Linked DNA regions of Homo sapiens: region 2 is linked to region 1. Evidence: chromatin loops called from intact Hi-C (ENCODE). Cell type or tissue: dorsolateral prefrontal cortex. All regions are shown on one strand.

What was found. Hi-C counts contacts between places; a loop is a spot of excess contacts. Peaks named below come from ENCODE experiments on the same cell type or tissue, not always from the same donor. Only the 100,000 strongest peaks of a DNase experiment are listed, where the experiment ranks them.
Region 2: it touches region 1 in a loop (2.4-fold over the local background); 55 of 110 quality-filtered maps call a loop at or near these places.

The regions. Positions count from the first base shown.
Region 1 is chr16:87,634,952-87,638,951 of GRCh38, forward strand. The region is part of intron 1 of JPH3 (junctophilin 3); the gene reads left to right. Among named protein-coding and RNA genes, the nearest start is that of JPH3, 34 kb to the left of the region's middle. RefSeq lists an enhancer at 767-946. In dorsolateral prefrontal cortex, CTCF peaks have their summits at 726 (motif pointing left), 1,606 (motif pointing left) and 1,806; DNase peaks (open chromatin) are centred at 710 and 1,600; H3K4me3 peaks cover 1,421 bases; H3K27ac peaks cover 257 bases.
Region 2 is chr16:87,586,865-87,590,864 of GRCh38, forward strand. No RefSeq gene overlaps it. Among named protein-coding and RNA genes, the nearest start is that of JPH3, 14 kb to the right of the region's middle. In dorsolateral prefrontal cortex, a CTCF peak has its summit at 2,080; DNase peaks (open chromatin) are centred at 2,097 and 2,371; H3K27me3 peaks cover 927 bases.

The sequences.
Region 1 (4,000 bases):
AAGAGTGCTGAGCTCCCGGGGTAGTGTGTGGATGAAAGGTGACCTCCGCCTGCATGGAGCCATGGAAATGTTTCCCCTTTTCCCTCCACTGGACTCTGGGACAGTAGTGGGAGCCTGGGTGGGGGCTTTTGCCTGCCAGAACTCATGGGTCGGGGCCGCACATGAGTGAGTGTCTCCTGGGCAGGGCTGTGGCCATGAGCTCAGGTCTTTAGTGGGCTCCTTGCTCCTCCCAGCAAAGCGTTCACCTTGCCCCACCCTGGGACCTCTCAGGTGCTCTTTGGAGGTGTTGACCTGGGGCATCTGTCCATGGCCCTGAGGAGGTGGAGCACCTGGTGAGGGCTGCGCTCTCTCCAGCTGGGACCCCGGGCTCCGAAACTAAAGTTTTGGGAAGAGTGTCAGCTGACGGGTGGGGCTTCAGAGGAGGAAAAGAAACAAGGGTGTGAGATGTGCAGGCCCTGGTGAGAGACAGGCAGCAGCAAGAGCCTGCCAGCCATACTTACCCACAAGGCCGGCTGAGGGGCTGTGCTGGCCCAGGGCTCTGGCTTTCGGACCCAGACAATGCTGCTGACCAAGCAGGCCAGGCGCTGAGTGACTGTCCCAGCGGATCTCCGAGCAGGGTCCCTTGAGCATTAGGAATGCAGCTTCTCAGGCCATGCCAGCCTGGCAGAACAGGAAGGGAGGGGTACAGCCCTGTGGGGACGCAGCTGTGGCTCGAGTGACACCTGCTGGCGGCCTCATCTCATCCGCTCTCTGCGAGTCTGTGGTGGTTCTAGTCGGCGTTTCACGGGCAAGGTTTAGGGGGTTTGTTCCTCAGCTGGGGTCCACCCACGTCTTCCGACTTCCTCTCTCAGTGTTTGGGCCATCGGTGGGTGAGGTGGCTGCAGCAGAGCCGGGGGCTCCTGTGTGCGGAGGCAGCACCGACATCCACTGCAGCCACACCCTCCTGAGAGGGTCTGGAAGGAAGCAGGGCACCCTGCGAACCCACCTTCCTCTGGGGTGTCTTCCGGGGCCCCAGGGCCAGGGCAACTGGAGCAGACAGGACATTATCTAGCTCTGGGGGCCGTGCTGACCGAGCCAGACCCTCGCGGCGGCCCACAGAGATGGGCAGCTTGCGGGGCAGCTTTGTCCCCCCGACACTGGGTCCTGTCTTCATGCACACAAGCCGCCTGTTCTGCAGGTGACCAGTTAGGTTCGATGGGACAGGCTTTGGGAATCAGCGGCTTGGGTTTGCCCCCCACAGCCTTGGATCTTGACCTTGGGAGAGGCCTCCACCACGTGCCCTGGGGTGGGGTGGGGGCGGGGGCGTCCTGCATCTGCGCCGTTCAGCTCAGTTGCCCTCAGCCGCGGTTGGCCGCCAAGCACTAGGGTGTTGCTGGCACAGCCAAGGAACTGAGCCCAGACTTTTTGTTTACTTAATCAAGCATAAATGCAAAGGGCTGGGGGTGGCCGAGCTGATGGTGCAGGCGTGTGCGCTCAATAGCTCCGTCACAGTGGCTGTCGCTTTATTGAGCAACCGAGGGAGCGAGGGAGAGGAGCAACTGCGGCGAGCGTGGAGGCCCAGCCCGCAGAGCTCCCGTCTGGGGGAAGCCCTGTCCCTCACTGCCTGTTCCCGGCGCTTTGGTGCCCTCTGCTGTGGGGTGATGAGGTCAGGCTACGCAGGCAGTCACGGCAGAACTGAAGGCCGTGTGCTTTCGTGTAGCCAAACCCCTTTTCTTACTGATATCAGTTATAAAATCAGAGCTATGTTCCCACCAGGGGCAAAAATCCAACACCGTGCAGTTGCAAACACGGGGCAGGAAAGACTCCGGCGACCCTCATTACACTGTGCCGGGAGGCATGGCCAGAGCTCCGTCAGTTCATGCGTCGCTTAAACCTAGAGGTGGGTGCGATTGTCACCCTATCTTACAGGTGTGGAAACTAACTCAGCTCCGAGATGTGACTGACCTTCCCCGGCCATAGTACGCGCAGCGCAGTGGGGCCTGGACGCGGCTGCCTGGTTTCAGGTCCACACGCTCCCCAGCACTGCCGGCCAGGCTCCAGCATGACGGGGGTCAGGCCTCCACAAGGCCCTGTCGGCCACGGGAGTTTGCTGCGAGATCCTGGGTCCCTGACTGTGTTCTCAAAGCCCCTAGGATTTGACCAGCCGTTCTTTTATCTTAGGAGTCGGAAATCTTACATCTGTATTTTTATTTCGCTGTGCTTCCGCCCCCTGCTCTGCTACCCTCACCTCACTACGTTGTTTTATTGGCATAGTATAAAATTCACATTTTACAATATGCAATTCAGTGGCACTAGCACATTCACGGGGTTCTGATCATCAGCTCTATCAGGTTGCAGGCCACTTTCATCACCCCAAAACCCCAGCCCTGTGAGCAGCCATTCCTGCTCCTCCCCGGCCATCATCCGTCTGTCTCTGGATTTACCTGTTCATGTTATGGGGGAGAGAGAGAGAGAGAGAGAGTGTGTGTGTTTGTGTGTGTGTGTGTGTGTGTTTTAAATGAAGGCTTGTGGTACGGGGTCTGTTCTCATTTTGCGCCGGTGTTGGGCCTGAAGTGTGTCCTGTGTGCATGTCTCTGACCCCCGGAGTCATGGGACCCAGTCACGTGCTGCGCTGACGTGGAGTCCGAAGTTGTAAAGACAAAGCTGGGTGAGACCCTAGTGACTCACAGGCCCTTCTGCTCTCCTTTCCAGATCTGGGACTTTCTCGGGGACAACCCTGGGATAACAGCCACCACTGGAGTCTATGCTTGAAGGCCATTCCGCCTCGTGGTGCCCTGGGCGAATGTCGAGGGAAAGCAGACTCCCTGTGCCCCCGGGGTTGGCTTCTTGCTCAAGGATTCCAGATGCTGGCCTCCTGGGTGGTGTTCCCATGCCGAGCTCCAGTTGGGGGTGTGACCAGCACCCCGTGCGGGGGCTGCTGGTGTTCTGTGTTGTCAGAGCAGTGCTGTTTTGTGTTTTTCTTTAAAAAAAAAATTTTTTTTTGAGATGGGGTTTCACTCTTGTTGCCCAGACTGGAGTGCAGTGGCACAATCTTGGCTCACTGCAGCAGCCTCTGCCTCCTGGGTTCAAGCAATTCTCCTGCCTCTGCCTCCCCAGTAGCTGGGACTACAGGTGCCCGCCACCATGCCCTGCTAATTTTTATAGTTTTAGTGAAGATGAGGTTTCACCATATTGGCCAGGCTGGTCTCGAACTCCTGACCTCAGGTGATCTACCTGCCTGGCCTCCCAAAGTGCTGAGATTATAGGCATGAGCCACCACACCCGGCCTCCTTTTAAAATTTTAATTTTTAATGAGATGGGGTCTCACTATGTTGCCCAGGCTGGCTTTGAACTCCTGGCCTCAAATGATTCTCCTGTCTCAGCTGTGTTTTGTGTTTGCTCCAGCCCTTTGCTGGTGAACAGACACGTTCACTGGACACCTAAGTGCCTGGACCGTGGAGCACAGGGTGGGGGTGCTGTTCATGGCCGGAACGCCAGAGGCTACTGGGGAGACACAGGAGCGACCACCATGATCCACAGACCAGGACTGTACAGAGCACTTGAAGGGGCGGCCTCAAGAATTGTGCCGGAACAGTGAACATGAGGGCTCCTGGCTCCCCTCTGAGGACAAGGGTTAGGTAGGAGGGGACAGGGGCAGGGCTGAGGTGGGTCGGCTTGGTTCATGGCAGGGCTTGGGGAGTGAGGAGAGTGAGGAGTACCGGGACCCGGGGTCCCTGCTCTGCTCACCTGCTGAGAATGAGCCAGTGTTGGCCTCTGGTCTCCATGTCTGTAGAGAGGCTTCTCTGCTTCCCCTCCTGTAGAATGGGAACGACAACATCCAGCCATAGAGTGCTGAGAATTCAGGGACAGGACACAGCGAAGGTGCCCCAGTCCCCCTTCCTGACCCCAGCCTGGCGTCACCCTCTATCCAAGGGAAGAAGCAGGGATCTGCCTACGAATCTCTCAGGATGTGAAGTGTGGCCCCCAGCCTGGTGCCTTTGCAGTGGGCCCAGGACGGAGG
Region 2 (4,000 bases), 48 kb before region 1:
CTGACCAACGTGGTGAAACCCTGTCTCTGCTAAAAATACAAAAACTAGCCGGGCATGGTGGCAGGTGCCTGTAATTCCAGCTACTCAGGAGGCTGAGGCAGGAGAATCGCTTGAACCTGGGAGGCAGAGGTTGTAGTGACTGAGATCATGCAGCTGCACTCCAGCCCGGGTTACAAAGCAAGAGTCTGTCTCAAAACAAAAACAAAAGAAAACAAACCAAAACGTGATATCGAGTGGAAAAAAGCCAGTTGTTAAAGGATTTGACAGCGTGATGCCCTTTACGCGAATCCCGTGTGCCGCGTGGTTTCCGGGTGTTGGCATAGCAGCAATGGTAGCAAAACTGCGTGAGAGGCACGCAAAGCTTCAGGGAGGAGTGACCTCTGTGGCGGGGGAAGGGGCGCAGGGCGGGTGGGGGAGAGCTGCAACTCTAACTTTCATCTCCTTAAAGAACACTCCAAAGCAAATATGGAAAAGATGAACATTTGTAAAATCTGGGGGGTGGTACAAGGGTGTCTGGTACATGCTGAACTGTTCATAGCTGGAAATCGTGAGTGTATTTTGACAGGCTCACTGCTGTGAGGATGCTGTAGGGAGAGGCCTGGGTTGAACACCCCCATGTTGATGGGGATGCTGGTGTGCCAGGGCTCACGGGGCCTGTCACACTCCCTCAGTGACACACGTGTGAACACATATGTGTTCACTGCCCCTTGCTCTCTGCCCCAGACCCCAGCAAGCTGATAAGAAGGCCCAGGTGTCCCCACTAGACCTGGTGCTAGCACGAGCTTCAGACCTTCCCATGTGTGGGGAAGCCCTCACCCACCCGGCACGCCGACCACAACGCAGCCCCCAGTGGGTCTCTTTCTTTTGCTCCTGTGGCCATTTTTGGCCTGGCTTGGGAAGCCAGCCTCCTCTCCCGGAGAGCCTCCTTCTGGAAGGGCAGGGCCAGGTGGGTCAGGCCTCCATCAGCTAGCACTGGCGCCCTTATCTCTTGGGCTCAGCCTCAGCTCAGCCCCAGCCCCTGGGTGAACCCTCTCCTCGCTGAGAGCTTGCAGTCTGGCCTCCCTCTTCCCACCCCCATCCACGGCTCTCCACTAGGACTGCCCTTCAAGGCCTTGGTGGTAAGAACTGCCCCTGACTGCAGGAGGCAGATGCTCATGGGTGGGTGGGGGACCCTTTCTCCTGGGCCAGCTAATCAGTCCTCACAGGTATGTGGCTCTGGGCATGCACAGCAGCCCTAAAACATTGGGGGGAGCAAACTGTGAATCTGCAGAGCTTCGTCAGCGGCTTGCCTCAGCTGTCACCAGGCAAAGGGGCCCAGAGCACCCTTACACTTGGTGGCATCTTAGGTTCCATGGAGTGTATGGCAAAGGCCATCTGCAATTGTGTGACGACAATTGCGCACAGGCCTGCCAGCGTCACGCGTCCTGTGCATGCGGTAGTTACAAAAACTACCCTGAAGGTTTGCTGGGAGGGTTCACATCGGACCATGTGAAATTGCCCTTTAAGAGATGTAAAACAGCCAAATGCTGACAATTTCATATGGTTCATTTGAAAAGTAAAACAAACTAGGCCGAGCGCAGTGGCTCACGCCTGTAATCCCAACACTTTGGGAGGCTGAGGCAGGCAGATCACGAGGTCAGGAGATCGAGACCATCCTGGCTAACACAGTGAAACCCCGTCTCTACTAAAAATACAAAAAAATTAGCCAGGCATGGTGGCGGGCGCCTGTAGTCCCAGCTACTCAGGAGGCTGAGGCAGGAGAATGGCGTGAACCCGGGAGGTGGAGCTTGCAGTGAGCTGAGATTGCGCCACTGCACTCCAGCCTGGGCAACAGAGCGAGACTCCATCTCAAAAAAAAAAAAAGAAAAAGAAAAAAGAAAAGAAAAGTAAAACAAACTAAATCTTTTGCAGTCTCCCCCACAACATCCATCTGGATAAGAAGTTGGGTTATTACTCCCCCCAAGCCCGGGGAGTGCACGGGCATTTGCAACCTTTTGCGGGTGGAATCGCACACACGGGAATTTCCATGGAGAGAAGGTGGCGGCAGCGCTGCATGGTCGCTGCCGTCCAGACGGGGTCTCCCTTGGTCCGCGATCCTCTCTGGGCCTGCTCGCCAGGCGGCCTCAGGAACGGAGGCCCACAGGCTGTGAAGCTGCAGGAGAGCTTTCCAGCCCCACTGCGAAGGGCTCCGGCCTTTTCCAGTGCCTCCGGCCAGGCCTTTCACTGCCTGGTCTCCATACGGAGAGCGGGTGGCTCTGATCCTCCCTGGGGCCGATCAGCTTGGCAGGAATCGGCTGCATCAACAGCCTGGCTGGACTGGTGGCTGATGGCAGAGATTCAGGTACCACGGAGAAGGCAGGAGCCCTGCCCAGACGCAGGCAGCGTCCCAAGAATGGGCTTCTCCAGCCTGATGACCACATGTCAAGCCTGGCGGTGAACACACTGCCCTGGGCTGTCATCTGCCTCCAGCTTCCTGCAAGAGGAGTGGTAGGGGGAGACGTGTATACCTGGGGCCCTGGCCATTCAGAGTGTGGGCCCCAGACCAGCAGCATCAGCACCACCATAGAAATGCAGAGTCTTGGGCCCCTCACAGACTTCCTGGACCAGAACCTTCATTCGAACAAGAGTCCAGGGGACTCTGATGCATGTGGGCAGGTGGGGCAGCCTGGCACACACAGAACCACTGGGCAGCAGACAGAGAGTCTGCAAAGCGCACGTGCTCTGCTGTTCCACATTTTGGGATTTATCGGAAGGAAGCAGACACACACACACACACACACACACACACACACACACACGGAAACATCTGGAAGAGTGACTCCGTGCTCACCGCAGATGTCACGGCACCCTGGCCATGCTGGAGGCTCCCGTTTCCTCTTCTCAGCAACCCTGGGAGGCGGCTGCTCTGACAGGGAAGAAACTGAGGCTCTGGGGCCCTAAGGAGCCTCCGGCTGCCCAGCCAGAATGAGGTGGCATTAGGAGTTTAATTCAGACAGCCAGCTTCTAGACCGCTTGTCCCCACCACCCTCCTCAGCAGCCTCCATGTGCACACGGTCCCTGCAATGGCGTTATTTACAATTGTGAGGCAGTGGGGCAATCCCAGCTCCAGCACCGGGGCTGCCTAGGAGCGTAGGGCCTGTCTACGCGACTGGTGTCCTGGTCTCTACTTTGTGGCATGAGTGCCACCTTCCCTTGTAATACGTTCATGTTCTCTTTACCCAACTCTCCAGGAAACACACAGAGCTTCCAGGCCAGTGGCTCTGCCATTCCCACCTCTTGAGGCTTCTGTTCCCTTTCCTGGGGGTGCCTCCGAAGTGGGATTGTGTGGACGCAGCGCAGTCGTGCTTAGCCCTGGTCGTGCCTCCCGAGCGGGGCTATGTGGATGCAGTGGAGTCACGCTCGGTCCTTAGTCCTGGTACACAGTTGTGCATGGACAGGAGGGACTGCTGCTGTTAACAGGGACAGTCACTTACATTCACAATGTGCACACAACCTAATTCTGTGCAGAGAGGAGGGGGTGATTTCTTCTTCCCATTTGACAGGTGACAACTCAGGCTCAGAAAGGCTGTGTGACTTGCCCAAGACCACACAGTTAGCAAAGGGCAGAGTCAGGACTGAACACAAATCTTCAGAGCTCACTTCGGGCTTCCGGAAGTTCTTTAGTTCTTATTCAGTTAGGAGATTCTGAAACTGACGTGACTGCTTGCCAGCCAGACCCAGCCTTCACGTCAGAAGCAACTACACTCGCCACTGGCCAAATGAACGCACTGAGCTTCTACAGTGGTGTCACGCGCCAGCCACACAGGTGAAGTCTGCGTCGTTTTATTCTTAATTGCATTCCCGGCCCTGACCTCATGTTTCTTGGATGAATACTGAGTGAGCTGTTGAATGTTCAGGGTGGAGGGTCTGGTATGGGGGCAGCAAGGGTGGGTGGGGCGGGGGTCGGAGCATAAAGAAGAGCCTTGATCCCACCCAGCTCCCCACCTGGCGAAGGGCAGAG